2 separate regions of the Homo sapiens genome follow, and region 1 is linked to region 2. Evidence: read pairs that join two places in POLR2A ChIA-PET (ENCODE). Cell type or tissue: PC-9. All regions are shown on one strand. Each heading gives the region's core, and the rest is flanking DNA. Links, peaks and the distances in the headings are about the cores only. Region 1 overlaps TTC7A (tetratricopeptide repeat domain 7A). Region 2 overlaps EPCAM-DT (EPCAM divergent transcript).

What was found. ChIA-PET counts read pairs that join two places held together with the same protein. Peaks named below come from ENCODE experiments on the same cell type or tissue, not always from the same donor. Only the 100,000 strongest peaks of a DNase experiment are listed, where the experiment ranks them.
Region 1: POLR2A ChIA-PET joins it to region 2 with 8 read pairs; 9 of 35 experiments call an interaction of 5 or more read pairs at or near these places.

Annotation. Positions count from the first base shown.
Region 1 is chr2:47,041,023-47,046,022 of GRCh38, reverse strand. The region is part of intron 15 of TTC7A (tetratricopeptide repeat domain 7A); the gene reads right to left. Among named protein-coding and RNA genes, the nearest start is that of TTC7A, 100 kb to the right of the region's middle. RefSeq lists an enhancer at 1-218. In PC-9, for the core only: no CTCF peak of the experiment used is centred there; a DNase peak (open chromatin) is centred at 2,252; H3K4me3 peaks cover 1,281 bases; H3K27ac peaks cover 4,310 bases.
Region 2 is chr2:47,306,646-47,317,449 of GRCh38, reverse strand. All of the region lies in intron 3 of EPCAM-DT (EPCAM divergent transcript), which reads left to right. Among named protein-coding and RNA genes, the nearest start is that of BCYRN1, 23 kb to the left of the region's middle. RefSeq lists enhancers at 6,329-6,398, 7,659-7,848. In PC-9, for the core only: a CTCF peak has its summit at 4,377; DNase peaks (open chromatin) are centred at 4,189, 4,769, 6,489 and 7,069; H3K4me3 peaks cover 1,235 bases; H3K27ac peaks cover 4,198 bases.

The DNA.
Region 1 (5,000 bases), core at 1-5,000, 270 kb after region 2:
CACTGTTCTGTGAGTCCTGGTCTTGCTCGGTTTGCTCTTCCTACCCACATCCTCCACTAAGCAACGCCCTGTGCCTAATGATCGTGGGACCAGGCTTACACTCACATTCCCCACAGGGCCCAGCATGGGACCTTGGATAAGAGACCCATCCAGACAGTGACTTAGAATCCGTGAGTGAAGGTAGAGCAAGGAACTGGCAAGGAGGTCCCCTAAGGACAGAGCTCCACTTCCCACCTTGCCAGCCACAACAGTATAGGTGCCCAAGCAACGCCTCCTAAGTGGAACTGCAAAGTTTGCTTCCTGACCCTGGAGATACACAAAGAAGGCGGTGTTATGCTTTATCAAAGGATTCTTCCTTGGATTTCCCAAAATAGCCAGCTCCCCTTATATAATCCATAGGATTAAAGTGACGTGAAATCCTTTTCAATCACCATTTAGGGACAGTTACCGTGCAATGAGAGCAAGCAACTTCAGAATTTCTTTCGACCTGAAAACCTAAAGTCCTCTGAGGTAAGACCAGTGTGGGGAGTGGCCCTTAGAATGGTTGAGAAGAAGAGCTGGTCCCACCTGGAGGCAGGACCTCAGCGGGGATGGCTGGCTCCCTCCCTCTACCCTGGACACAGCAGGCACAGCCAGAATGCTTCTCACAGGCCAGTCATGACACTTGCTCATCAAGAGCTGGGGTGGAGCCCTGGAGGCCCTGCTGTGACTGGTGTTGGCCCTTCAGATGCTGGGGAGGTCTGGGGGTTCTGGAGGGGTCCAGGCAGTGGCTATACAGCAACCAGTATGGAAGTCCAGTCATATTTTCACCCAACCAGCTGCCTGGGCAGCCTGCGAAGAGTTTGAACCACCGAGGGCCAGACGGCAGCACCTCCCGGTTCTCACCAGTGGTGAGTAGTGAGGCCCTTTCTTCTCAGTATCACTGATGAGCAAGACCACGGTACTGTCAGGGCCTGCACTTGATCACTGCCCGGAGGTTCTACCAGCCCACCTGAGGGTAGCACACAGGCCTGCTCCATCGGAGGGTCCCTACCCAGACTGCGAAGGCTGCAGGTGCCACCCGGTGAGGCCAGGCCTGCCCCTGGCAGTTGCCCCTCTGATCTTCTCTCTCAGCTGGGCCTCTGCCCTAAGACCTGGGCTCCCAGCTTCATGAAGCCCTCTGATGTCCTTACTCTCTGCCCATCTTTCCATACTTTGTCTCTTAGATTGCAACTTGGTAGAGAATGAAGAGGGTGGAATTTGCCCCAGGATTTTCAGAAGAGGGGATTTCTGGACAAGTATTTTTCTTCCTCACTGCATCCCCAAAATGCCTTTCCTGACCCTGCACACGGGTTGCCCCCCAGATACCAACTCTCCTCTTCATTTTCATCCATCCCAAGCCTGGCTTTAAATCCCACCTCTCTCAATTCTTAGGATGCCCTGCACCCATCTTGGAACATAGAACTAACGACCACCTGGCTTGCCTATCAGGTCCCAAGGGCAGAAACCGGGATCCCCCTAGCATGGACTGCACGGACCTGAGTGCACAGCTGGCAGGACACAGCCCTGAGTAGGAATGACCCCAGTGGGCAACTGCTGGGGACAACTGGTCTTGCCACTGTACTCTCCTTCCGCAGGTTTGCAAAGGATCCAACACTCCATAAGTATCAGGGGCCTGTGCTTTCGGGAATATGAAGAAGAAAACACAATGGCTGCCTTCGAGACAACAATTAGAGCGCTATAAATGACACACTGCCCAGAGAATCAAGGGCTGAATTTTTGGATCAGACTCAGTACAGGGGAAGAAACAGGAAAGGGGTCTTGCTGGAGCTGGTGTTTGGTGAAAAGCAGGGTGGAGTGGGACTTGGCTGGGAGTCAGGGAGAGAGAAGAGGCTCCGGTGTGGAGGGTGGGGCAGCTGGTTGAAGCAGCAGGTGTCAGTGAGGTGGGAAAGCCCCTCCCTCAGTCAGCCAAGTCCCCTGGGCTGGGCTGGTTCCTGGGGACAGCTCCCTGGGGACAGCTCCCTGGGCAGGCCAGCCCTGCTGCATTCCCCGGGCCCTCTGCAGGCATCACACTTCTCTCTGCCAGAGCCCCCTTCTCATTTTCTTCATCTTTGAGGGCCGGAATGGGTCTAGGGCAGACCCGACCACACCATGTGCCTGGCAAAGAAGTGGATGAAAACTGAGCTGGCATCACAGTAAGTTCTACCAAAGGCAGGCTGTACCTTTGCAGCTGCTGACATTCCATTAGCATGAGTGGCCCAGAGCGGATTTTCTCAACCCGACCACATCCTTTCTGGGCTGGGGCAAGTGCTCCACCAGTCACTCTGGTCTGATCTTTCACTCCAGGATCCTGGGAGGATCCAGATTTGCTCCTGAGATTTCCTTGGGCTGGCAGGTGAGCGCTGCCAGAGGGATTTTCTTCCACAAAGAACCCTGACCTGTGGTCCTCACCTTCTGTGCCTCTGTATGGCCTTCACAGCTTTCCCACTCTGGCTCTACCCTCCCTTCCTGCCATCCTCCCCATGACCTTGGGCGCTGGTACACTGATCACATGGGTATTAGCAGCTCCCTGAGCCTCGGAACAGGCTCCGGGACTCATCCGTGCTGTGCTTCTGCTGTAGCCTCTGCTGAGATCACCCTTTCCCCTCTGACATTCAGCCAGCTCCTAACCAGATGTCGCCCTCTGGCTTTCTGTATCCCCATGGGGGCTGTGCACAACCCCCTCTAAGACAGCCTTCCTGATGTCAGGATGTGGTTATCTGTGCCTCTGCTGGCTTGCCTCTAGTTCACTGCAGAACTTTCTCCCACTTCCAACAGGGATCAGCAAACAACTCCACTCCCTCAGAAGGAGCAACTCAGCTGCTCTTCTGACTAAGGAGCACAGGCCCCCTCTCCATCCTGTCCACTGCAACGGGTAGCTGCTTCTCCTCACCCACCTATCAATGCTTAGCCCATTTCTTCAGGAAGCCTGGCGGAGCCCTGGCATGCCGTCAGGACTGGTGGGTGACATTCTGGGGCCCTCACAGCCAGGGGGAATCGAAGCTGTGGCCACAGCCTCACCAGAACGCTGTGACTCCTGGGGGAAGCTGGGGGGAGGCTGCTGGCAGTCGGGGCTGGGGATAGAGTAGGCAAGCCTAGGCTCCCCTTCCCCTTGCTTACCTGTCTTATAAACCAACTGAGCCTAAAACACCACTTGAATAAAGGATTCTGAGACTAAAAAAACTATTTCAATCCCACGGCTCCAGCCCTCCTCCAAGATGTCCCTATGTGACCACGCTGTCCTTCTCTGAATGTCTGGCACTGTGTTCCATTAGCACTTAATTACTTTATACATATATATACACACACACACACACACACACACACACTTGGGGCTCAGGACACACCACCCTAAAATATGACTGTTTGAGACCAGAATATGCCACCCCAAAATATACTTTGGCATATTTTATATTTTGAGTTGGTTATTCCGAGAAACTGCAGACACAGAGTAGCTCTGAAAAGCTGCCCTTTTATAAAAGAAATTTCCTTTTTTTTTTTAAAGAGACAAGGTCTGGCTCTGCTGCCCAGGCAGAGTGCAGTGACGTGATCATAGCTCATTGCAGCCTCGATCTCCTGGGCTCAAGCAATCTTCCTGCCTCAGCCTCCTGAGTAGTTAGGACTAACAGGCATGGGCCACCACACCCAGCTAGTTTTTTAATTTTTTGTTAGACGGGGTCTCACTATGTTGCCTAGGCTGGTCTCAAACTCCTGGGCTCAAATGATCCTCCTGCCTCAACCTCCCAAAGCATTGGGATTACAGGCATTAGCCACACTGCCTGGCCTAGAAACTTCCACCTCTCAGGGAAATCTACATTAGTAAAAGTATCTATAAAGAAGAGGGCTGTTCCTGACAACTTCTATCACCCGAGAGATTTTTATCTGCATAACAAAAGGACCTTTATTCATCATCTCCTCTCTGTCACCCTCCTATAACTTGTCTCTACCACCCGCAGGAACCCCAATCCCCTTTTCCTTTCTGTAGCTCCAGATGCTATTAAGCTTCAATCATCCCGTCTTTCTTCGAATCTCATACTTGGTGGGACTTCTGTGCATACGTATATAATTAAATACGTTTTTTTTCCCGTTAATCTGTCATTTCAATTTAATCTGTAGCCCAGCCAAAGCCCTCCTCCCTAGAAGGGTGGAGGGAAGCCATTTTCCCTTCCCCTACTATGTATATAATCTTTTTTTGCCACCTAGGCTTAAGAGTTTAATAGTAAACTCATATCAAGCTTTTTTTTTTTTTTTGAGACGGAGTTTTGCTCTTGTTGCCTAGGCTGGAGTGGAATGGCGCAATCTTGGCTCACCGCAACCTCTGCCTCCTGGGTTCAAGCAATTCTCCTGCCTCAGCCTCCTGAGCAGCTGAGATTACAGGCATACGCCACCAGGCCCGGCTAATTTTTTGTATTTTAGTAGAGATGGAGTTTCTGCATGTAGGTCAGGCTGTTCTTGAACTCCTGACCTCAGGTGATCCACCCACCTTGGCCTCCCAAAGTGCTGGGATTACAGGCTTGAGCCACCGCGACTGGCGTATCAAGCATTTTTAATGTCAGACATTCTAGAATCAGTGTGCAGCCAGCCCGGCCTATGGATGGTGAAACCACCGTTTATCTTGTCCTGTGCCTCATCGTGCGTCCCCACCTGGTCTGCAAGTGCCTGCAGGCAGGGCCCCGCTGCCCTCCCCCAGCGTCTGGCACAGTGCTGAGCACACAGTATCTGCCTAGTCCTGGAGCCTGTTACTTGATTCCCCATAGCTGCAGTGTGGGCCGGACTCCCACAGCTGACAAGCAGAGCGCTGGCCAATTCCATTCCAAACTGTCCAGAAGCAAAGTTTTCCTCCCTGTGAAAGCAGGACCTGGGGAGGAACAGTGGGCTCCAGATGTGGAATCTTCTGGCTCCTCCTGACTGGGGTGGGGGTGGAGGGCCTCCATCCCAGGGGACAGTCACTGGGCAAGGCCAAAAAGTATCACTGAGGAGAG
Region 2 (10,804 bases), core at 2,268-7,267:
AGCATGGGAACGGGATGAAAATGAGATGGTGGAGGGAGGAAGGGAGGGAGCACAGGAAGGGAGGGAGCACAGGAAGGGTGGAGCCAGGGCCATTGGGCATTTAAAAGGTTAAGTGGGGCTGGGTGCAGTGGCTCACGTCTGTAATCCCAGCACTTTGGGAGGCTGAGGTGGGTGGATCACCTGAGGTCAGGAGACCAACCTGGCCAACATGGCGAAACCCCATCTCTGCTAAAAATACAAAAATTAGCTGGGGGTGGTGGTGCACGCTGGTAGTCCCAGCTACTTGGAAGGCTGAGGCAGGAGAATCACTTGAACCCGGGAGGTGGAGGCTGCAGTGAGCTGAGATCGTGGCACTGCACTCCAGTCTGGGCGACAGAACAAAACTGTCTCAAAAAAAAAAGTTAGGCCAGGCGCAGTGGCTCACGCCTGTAATCCCAGCACTTCGGGAGGCCGAGGTGTGTGGATCACTTGAGGTCAGGAGTTCGAGATCAGCCTGACCAACATGGTGAAACTCCATCTCTACTTTAAAAATACAAAATTAGCTGGGCGTGGTGGTGCATGCCTGTAATCCCAGCTACTTGGGAGGCTGAGGCAGGAGAACCTGTTGAACCAGGGAGGCAGAGGTTGCAACGAGCCGAGATCGCGCCACTGCACTCCAGTCTGGGCAACAAGAACGAAACTCCATCTCTAAATAAATAAATAAATAAATCAGGGATAATAATGGCACCAACCCACATCACCATAGGTTTGTCAAAGAAAAACTCTGAGGCAAAATCTTCAGAAAAGGAAGGCAACAAATGACTTGCGAAGAGTGCAAGAGTTAAACTTCAGGACTGACCCTCCAAATATAAAAACATAACTGTAGCATTTCAGTAAAACAAACAAACCCTCAAGACCACCAGAGCTAATATAATCGGTTGAATGGTGGCCCCCGAAAAGATACGCCCATGATTTAAGCCCTGGAAGCTGTGACCTTATTTAGAAAAAGGGTCTTTGCAGATGTAATTAATTTAAGGATCTTGAAATGAGATCCTCCCGGATTATTGACATGGGCTCTAAATCCAATGACAAGAGTTCTGATAAGAGGCAGAACAGGAGAAGACAAGGGCGACAGAGGAGAAGGCCGCATGAAGACAGAGGCTGAGATGGAAGTGATGAGGCCACAGACAAGAAATGCCTGGAGTCACCCACCAGAAGCCAGCAGAGGCAAGGAAGGAGCCTCCCCTAGACACTTCAGAAGGGCATGGCCCAGCCAACACCTTGATTCTGGACTTCTTGTCTCCAGAACTATGAGAGAGTAAATTTCTGTTGTTTCAAGCCACCAAGTTTGTGCTAACTTGTTATGGCAACTGGGAAACTAATATAGTTTACATTTGTCTGCCCATTATGAAAAACAATGACTTTCTCACATGATTACTACATTTACTAAGGCCACGACATCTTTAGACACCAGCATAACAAAAACTAGGGACAGGAATTTTTGTTGTTGTTGTTTGTTTTTTCAGAGCAGGGTCTCGCTCTGTCACCCAGGCTGGAGTACAGTGGTGTAATCTCGGCTCACTGCGGCCTCAACCTTCCGGGCTCAAGTGATCCTCCCACCTCAGCCCCTCAAGTAGCTGCCCGGCTATTTTATTATTATTTTTTAAATTTTTTGTACAGACGAGGTTTCACTGTGTTGCCCAGGCTGATCTCAAACTCCTGAGCTTAGGCAACCTGTTCACCTTGGCCTCCCAAAGTGCCGGGATTACAGGCGTGAGCCACCATGGTTGGCCAGGAATTGTATTTGTTAAGGAGTCTAAAGTTCACTGACAATAATCAAGGTTTTATTATTCTGGGTACAACAACTAGTTGGAGTTGAACCTGCTAGTTTTGGTTTATCTTGGGTTGCAAAATATTTTGTTTTTGTTTTCCTGACAATGGCATACTAAATGTTTGCTAACTTTGGAAGCAGGGCAATTTTTTGCTTCTACAGATTGTGATGTGATTAAACAAGTTGGTCAATGTAAATGCCCTTAGAACAGCTGGCACTAGTAAGCATTCTGTGTGTTGGCTGTAGTTGTTTTTCTTCTTTTTGTTTACCTGTTTGTTATAAACTTTCTGCAGTGGGTATTTGTGCCCATTTTTTCCTAGTTCAAATGCTCACTCATATTAAGACCTAGGCCAGTTATGGTCAAAGAGCCACAAGTACTTGAACCAGTTTCTCTAGGCCCCAGCTCAAGAGACTCAAGTTAACGGACCCTGCTTAATCCCACCTCCTTCATAGCTCTGGGACTCTGTTTCATCCCTCTAGGTGCCAGTAGCTGTCTTTTTAATAATAAAGATTTATTTATTTTTTATTTATTTATATATTTTTTACAGACGGAGTCTTGCTCTGTGGCCCAGGCTGGAGTGCAGTGGCATGATCTTGGCTCACTGCAACCTCTGCCTCCTGAGTTCACGCCATTCTCCTGCCTCAGCCTCCTGAGTAGCTGGGACTACAGGCACCCGCCACCACGCCTGGCTAATTTTTTTGTATTTTTAGTAGAGATGGGGTTTCACTGTTCTAGCCAGGATGGTCTCGATCTCCTGACCTCGTGATCCGCCCGCCTTGGCCTCCTAAAGTGCTGGGATTACAGGCTTGAGCCACCGCTCTCGGCTATTTATTTTCGAGACAGGGTCTTGCTCTGTCACCTGGGATGGAGGGCAATGGTGCAATCCACAACTCACTGCAGCCTTGATCTCTTGGGCTCAAGCAATCCTCCTGCCTGACTCCCGTGTAGCAGGAACTTCATGTGCCACCACACTCAGCTGATTCTTGATTTTTAATTTTTTTTTTTTTTTTGAGACGAAGTCTCGCTCTTGTCCCCCAGGCTGGAGTGCAGTGGCGCCATCTCGGCTCACTGCAACCTCTGCCTCCCAGGTTCAAGCGTTTCTCCTGCCTCGATCCCCTGAGTAGCTGGGATTACAGGCGCCTGCCACCACAACCGGCTAATTTTTGTATTTTTAGTCAAGATGGGGTTTCACCATGTTGGCCAGGCTGGTCTCAAACTCTTGACCTCAGGTGATCCCCCCGCCTCAGCCTCCCAAAGTGCTGGGATTACAGGCATGAGCCACCGTGCCCAGCCAACTTTTAATTTTTTTTTTGTAAAGATGGGGACTTGCTTTCTTGCCAGACTGAAATTGTTTGTGTTTGTTTGTTTGTTTGTTTGAGATAGGTCTCACTCTGTTGCCCAGGCTGGAGTGCAGTGGTACAATCTTGGCCACTACAGTCTCCACCTTCCAGGCTCAAGTGATCCCCCAACCTCAGCCACCTGAGTGGCTGTGTACCACCATACCTCATTACTTTTTGTATTTTTTGTAGAGACTGGGTTTTGTCATGTTGCCCAGGCTGGTCTTGAACTCGTGGGCTTAAGTGATCCACCCGCCTCAGCCCCCCAAAGTGTTGGGACTACAGGTGTGAGCCACTGTGCCCAGCCAGAAAATTTTGTTTTTAGAGAAAGGCTCAGGAGTGTGGCTGAGTGTTGGACAGCCCCCTACTGGAGCAAAGGCAACCAAGCTCTCAGTGGTCCCAGTGGGAGAGTAAGAAGGGTGGGGAGCAGCTGGGGTGAAAGGATACAGTCAGCATTCATCAAGGGATGTGCTGTGAGCAGGGGTGGAGCTCCATGTAACCCCCAGCTTTCCCACAGAGAGAGACTGAGGACAGAGGATATGCAGTTACCTAAGGGGCAGCTCAGTCATGGGGTTCAGATGTGACCAGTGTGTGCATGAGCCCAGAGGCCAGGAGCACAGTTGTGAGAAGGCTGGAGCATGGCCTGGGATTAGAGGGGCTGTCCCTCTGACTGTACAGACAGTCAAATACCTACACCAATCCAGGAAGTTCATTCATTCATTCCTTTATCCAGCAAGCATTTCATTCATTGAGTCTGCAGATATTTATTGAGCACCTACTATGTCTCAGTTCAGGCATTGAGGGCTATAGCAGGGAACACAACAGAGAGAAGTCCCTGAGGAGTTTATCTCTAGTTGGGGAGACAGATGGCAAACAAAATAAACAAGTAAAATTTCCAGTGGGTTAAATAGTGATGAGCGCTAAGTAGAAAAACAAAGTAGGGAGGAGGATAGGAAATGTTGGAGAGGGAGCTGTGATATTAGCCCCATGGAAGTCCTCACTGATAAGCTGACGTTTGAGTCAACACCCAAGAGAGGGCGGTGATGGAATGAGTCATGCAGGTGTCTGGGGAAACATGCATCGAGCTTCCTAGGAAGCACAGCCTCCACGGGTAGGAGTCGGGGGCCCAACCCTGGTAAAAATCCAGTGGAAAGCCACAGGAGGAACAAGCACCTGGGTTGGGTTTTTCACCTTGCAAAGGAATATACAAAATGTTCCCCCTTGTGTGTGTTTATAAATGAAAACTGAGGATCATGATAAACTACATTCAGTAAAGAACAAGACACGTGATTTCAAAATCTGTACCAAACTTCATCTCCTTTCTTCTAAGAGATTATTTGTATAAATTATAGATCATAGCATAGAATGGTACTTTGGTAACCATCTGGTGTTCATGTTTTGAACTTGCCAGATGATTAGAATCCACCAGGATGCTAGGTTTAAAGATACAGATTCCAGCTCCCTGTCCCCACCCCTGATTTAGGGAAGGGGCCTGTGACTTTGTATATTTAACAAACACTCAAGGTTATTCTGTTACAGGAAAGTCTGGGAGACACAGATAGGTTTCAAAATGAGGAAATAGAGGCCCAGATAGAGGGAATGTCTTGCTCAAGGTGGAACTGGTCAGTCAGGCAGAACTGGGAATAACATCTAGATTTCCCAACTCTGTTAGGCCAATGAAAGTTTTTTGCACAGCACAAAGATCACTTATGAAATTTAAGTTCAAGATACAACAAGACACAAAACATAAAAGCAGATGCCAGGCCAGACATCTATTAGGAGCACCAGATGTACCTGGGACGAACTGGTTACTGTGACTGATCACTAAACTCAGCAACCAAGGGCTCTGGCAGCCAAGTCTGCAGCAGAAATGGGTTGGGTTATTCCATTCCATTCATGGGGTCCAATAAAGTGATGCATAATAATTTCATTTGATAAGAAAAGTTTTTTCCTTTAACAAATTTTAAAATCTTCCAAACCCTCAGCTTCCTATTATGATAATTACAAGAGAATACGAAAAATAAGGATGGAAAAAAAATGGTAAAAGGAGAGATCTATCCTGTCCCAGTGAGAATGATTTCTTCAGTATAATTTATCTCCTGTGGGTAGTCTGGAGTCTCCACCCTCTCATAGGCCCTCAATGACTATGTGTTTGAAGGGCCTTCAGGATAGACTTCTTGAAAACAGATCTTTCTCTGATAGTGCCTAACATTCTTCACAGTGTGGGCCATGAGGCCTGAAAAGGACAAGCACGGTGAGACCCATGGCGAGTTGTAGGACCCTCTGGGCCTTTGTGGCCCACCTGGGAAGGGGAATGTATTAGTCTGTTCTCATGCTGCTAATAAAGACATGCCCATACTGGGTAATTTATAAAAAAAAGAAGTTTAATAGACTCATAGTTCCACATGGCTGGAGGCCTCACAATCATGGAGGAAGGCGAGGAGCAAAGGCACGTCTTACATGGCAGCAGGCAAGAGGGAATGAGAGCCAAGCGAAAACGGTTTCCCCTTATAAAACCATCAGATCTCATGAGACTTATTCACTACCATGAGAGCAATATGGGGGAAACTGCCCCCATGATTCAATTATCTCCCACCGGGTCCCTCCCACAACACGTGGGAATTATGGAAGCTACAATTCAAGATGAGATTTGGGTAGGGACACAGCCAAACCATATCAGGGAATAATAAAGCCATAACCTCCTGAAGGGGGTGGGTGTGATGCCCTCCTGAGCCCCTGCAGCTAGAGCATCTGTGACGCACTGCCCAGCTAGTCTGGGCAGGAGCAATGTGTTGGAGTTTGTGCACATGTGTGTGTGCTGGGCGTGCGATGAGCACCCTGCCACACATGTGGGAGCTCAGATGCCACACTCTTCCAGAGCTGTGCCACAGTTTGACTGATCTGTGACTGCAACCGCTCCAGCAAAGCTGGACTCTTGGGGAAAGAATTTTCTCTTCCCAAGCTTGCTGTGTGGGCCCGTGGGGAGACACACAATTGCCTTTGTCATTTGTTCTTCCTGTGTGGGGACAAAAGCCCTTTCACTTGCTGTGGAATGTACAAGAAGTTCTGTGCCGAAGGGCTGCCAGGCGCTGGCCTGGAATCCGACAAACAAGGAGGAGTTGGGGAGATGGCCGTTTCAGCCTGAGGCCCCCCACCTCCTGGTCCTGCCATGCATCTGTGTGGTCGGGGACTGCCAAGAGGGTCCCCACCGTCTGCTTCTTCACCACTGTGTGCACCTGCATCACTGCCACAACCCTGTCTTAATCATGGCCTGAGACACTGCAGCCTGCCACAGGCGGGCACTGTGCCAGGCATGGGTTTTGTCAACTCATTCAACCCTCCCAACGAATGCTGTTATTCCCACTTTGCAGCAGAGGGAACTGACCTTCAGAAGGGAGGGTCTGGGAGGACAGTGCTGAGACTGAAACAGAGGGGCTGGGACATGGTAGGAGGAACAGGACACCACAACCCCTCACCCTGCACTCACAGCTCTAGGGCAGAATGGAGCCTCAACCCTGGGTGTTTATGCTGTGAGCTGAAGTTTAAGCAAAACAAAAATAGAGAACTTAGGTGGGGTTGGGGTGGGGGTAGAACCCGCCAACACGAAACGTCATCGTGGTACAAGTGGCCTTTTCTCATTGCTATTTACATCCCCGGGTGTTTCTATCAGCCCAGAGCCAGAGACTCACCACAGAGCAACCTGTTGCCAGAATGCTGTGGGGGCTGCGCTATTTTAGGAGCAAAGTTTTCCCAGGTGGCTATATTGTCTGCATTTTTCTCACCAGGGTAGGACAATTCATAGAGCCACTAAAGCCAACCACAGTGTTGAACTCTGCTCTAATTTTAAAATGTAAATGAGCAAGCACCAATGGGAAGTGGCCAGGAGCAGACCAGGGCAATCAGCTCCCAGGGGAGCCCCAAGCGTCAACTCCCAGGTAGGGGGTAAGGGTGAGGCCTGCTGGGTGGGGAGTGGACTAATACAGAGGGCTGGGAAAGAAATGTGTGTGTCTAAAAGCAATTTGCATTAGGCCTTTCAGAGCCCAAGTCTGTGGGTTGGCTTGCACAATCTTGCAATCTTACAAGCAAGAGAGGAAGAAAGGAGAGAGGGGAGCCAGGGGAGAAGGGTGTGGGGATCAGACAGGCTTTTGTATGTGATCTTGTTTAAGCAAGACTCTTATCAAAGAGTAATCCTAAACTTTGCGCTTTCTTATCACCCAGCTCCCTGGGGAATGGGTAGGTGACTTTTGAGTTCCACAAGGGAGGATTAATTGCCTGTTAGAGATCAGAGCTCCAAGTAAGCAGATAAGGTTGATAGAGGTGGGTGGGGTGTGGTGGTTTACTTATGTCCCGTGGAGATGTTCTTTGCTCTTATTATCTAGATTCACGTTTTCTGTGCACAAGCCGAACACTGAGGGCTGAGGAGAAAGCTGCCGTCTAGTGAACAGAGCAGCATTGGAGGGTGTGCCTGCTCTGTGCCCCATGCTGCAGATGCTGAGCAGGGGTTGGGATATCAAAGAATGAAGGAATGAGCCATGCTGCACTGTTCAAGAAGGTCCAGTTCTGTGGTGGTTGTGTGAATACAGGACATTCTTTTCTTTCTTTTTTCTTTTTTTTAGACTGGGTCTCATTCTGTCACCCAGGCTAGAGCGCAGTGGCAAGATCCTCAGGCTTCCATAACAACTGTGAAAGTACTGACTGAGTAGTTAAGTTAAATATTAAAAGCTGAAAGGGCCAGTGCCCTTATACAAAGACTGGAATGTAACAAAAGCCCACCAAGAGTTTTGCCTAGGCCTTTCCTGGGCCTTAAAGCGTGACAAAATAATGGAGGAATTCTTAACAGGATCCATTTAGGATTAAACAAATTTTATTGGGGGTCTGAAGAGACTCCCCAGGCCTCCACAGACAAGTTTATTGGGGTCCTGAAGGAACTCCCCAAACGTCTGTGATTTAGCAGGAGACAAGAGTAATCAGCTGGGCACAGTGGCTCATGCCTGTAATCCCAGCACTTTGGGAGGCTGAGGCGGGTGGATCATCTGGGTGGATCACCTGAGGTCAGGAGTTTGAGACCAGCCTGGCCAACATGGTGAAACCCCGTCTCTACTAAAAATACAAAAACTAACTGGGCGTGCTGGTGCACACCTGTAGTCCCAGCTACTCGGCAGGCTGAGGTGGGAGGATCACCTAAGCCTGGAAGGTCAAGACTGCAGTGAGCTGTGATCGTGCCACTGCACTCCAACCTGAGTGACAGCAAGACACGGTCTCCAAAAATAAAAAATGAAAAAAAAAATTTAAAAAGTTTAGTGAGGAAAGAGTGTAACAATTGTTGTGTATCAGTTCTCCACATGTCTCCAAAATTTGGCTCCAGAATTCTGACTTTCAGTTGAGGCTAGAAGGTGGCAGGATAAGCCGGGCATGGTGGCTCACACCTGTAATCCCAGCACTTTGGGAGGCCGAGGTGGGTGGATCATGAGGTCACGAGTTCGAGACCAGCCCGGCCAAGATGGTGAAACACCGTCTCTACTAAAAACACAAAAATTAGCTCGGCATGGTGGCATGTGCCTGTAATCTCAGCTACTCAGGAGGCTGAGGCAGGAGAATCGCTTGAACCCGGGAGGCGGAGGTTGCAGTGAGCCGAGATCGTGCCATTGCACTCCAGCCTGGGTGACAGAGCGAGACTCCATCTCAAAAAAAAAAAAAAAAAAAAAAAAAGAGAAGGTGGCAGGGTATAGCCTTATGTCCTTGTGGGGTCACTTTGAGGGATTGAGGGAGGAAGTCTTTGCCCATGAGAGTAAAGGGAGAAGCTTCCGGGAGAAGCTCATGAGTCAGGAGCTGGTGGAGGGGCTGGGATCCACAGGCCTCTGAAAAACACCTTGTACACGAAGGAAATATATCAAGCTGTTTTAAAAGATTATCTCAATTTCGTAATTATGGATTATTTTATTTTCTTCCTGTGCTTTTCAGGATTTTCTTAATCTTCTACAGTGAAAAATAACCAGAAGAAACTTTTTTTTTTTTTTTTTTTTAAGAAAAGAGCAGCACTTTTTGGAGTAAGAGGAAAGCAGTACTGAGTTCACAACTGCTACTAGAAGGAAGCTGGTCAGGGAGGGGACTCAGACAAGGTGCTGCAAGTCCCAGTCTTAATGTAAAGCAAATCTTAATGGAGAGAGGTTCTCTTTGTGGAGGCCAGGGAAGCTCCATCAAGCAGCCTGTGTAGGCAGTCCTGACTGTTGAATACTGATGTAGTGTGGAAATTAAGAGGATTCAGGAGTCATACAGAACTGGGTTCAAATTCTCACTGTACGGCCGGGCGTGGTGGCTCATGCCTGTAATCCAAGCACTTTGGGAGGTCCTGGTGGGCAGATCACTTGAGGTCAGGAGTTCAAAACCAGCCTGGCCAACATGGTAAAACACCGTCTCTACTAAAAATACAAAAATTAGCCGGGCATGGTGGTGCATGCCTGTAATCCCAGCTACTCGGGAGGCTGAGGCAGGAGAATTGTTGAACCCAGGAGGTAGAAGTTGCAGTGAGCTGAGATCGCATCACTGCACTCCAGGCTGGGTAACAGAGGGAGACTCTGTCTAAAAAAATAAAAAAATAAAAAATTCTCACTGTACAGTTGACGATTTGTGTGTCCTTGGCAGACCATCTACCATCTCCAAGCCTCAGCTTCCTCACTTGCCACAACATTGCAATATCTTTTAAGGTAGCAAATACTCAATAAATGCTAGCTATCCTTATCATGGAGATTTAGCCTTTCAAACATCCCAGGGATAGGAAATTGCAAAAAGATTCTGAGCCTCCACCATGGGTATTTCACTAGCCTTGTCAACCAAACAAAACCAGAAGGGAACAGGTTGCAGGCAGGCTTGCAGGGAGATGGAAGCCTCAGTTCCATGAGGTCACTCAGCTATACACAAGCTGTATTCCAATGTTGCACTTTTACATTCCATTCTGAATGTCAAATTCTCTGGGTAAAGTTTGTGGTCCAAAAGCTCTAATTAGGTGAAGGCAGAATAATGGTAAACATTTTCACAGTGTACTTATATCAACAACCTGCCTGGCATAGAGGAGAAGAAAACATGTGTCACCCTCTCTAAACATCCTCACTGGTGTTAATCAGGGGCTCTAGTTGGCTCAATGCCAGGCCTAATTGGGCAGAATTTCACTGCCCAGCTCTGGGACTAGCACAACATGTTGCTTTATTTTTCTTTCCTTTTTTTTTTTTTTTTTTTTTTTTTTGGAGACAGTCTCAATCTGTCACCCAAGCTGGAGTGCAGTGGTGCAATTATGGCTCACTGCAGTCTCAACCTTCCAGCTTAAGTGATCCTCCTGCCTCAGCCTCCCAAGTAACTGGGACTGCAGGAATGCATCCCTGCGCCCAGCTAATTTTTAAATTATTTTGTAGAGACAGAGTATTACTGTGTTGCCTAGGCTGATCTGAAACTCCTAGGCTCAAGAGATCTTCCTACCTCAGCCTCCCAAGGTATCGTGATTACAGGCGTGAGCCACCGTGCCTGGCCACAATGTGTTGTTTCATTGCTACTGGGCTCTACTGATGTTAATAATAAATTGCTTCAGAGCTTTCCACGTTTTTGCTTGTATCTTTGTTCTCGGTGTTTTATCTCTACTCAGAGACCAGACCATCCTTGTTACCC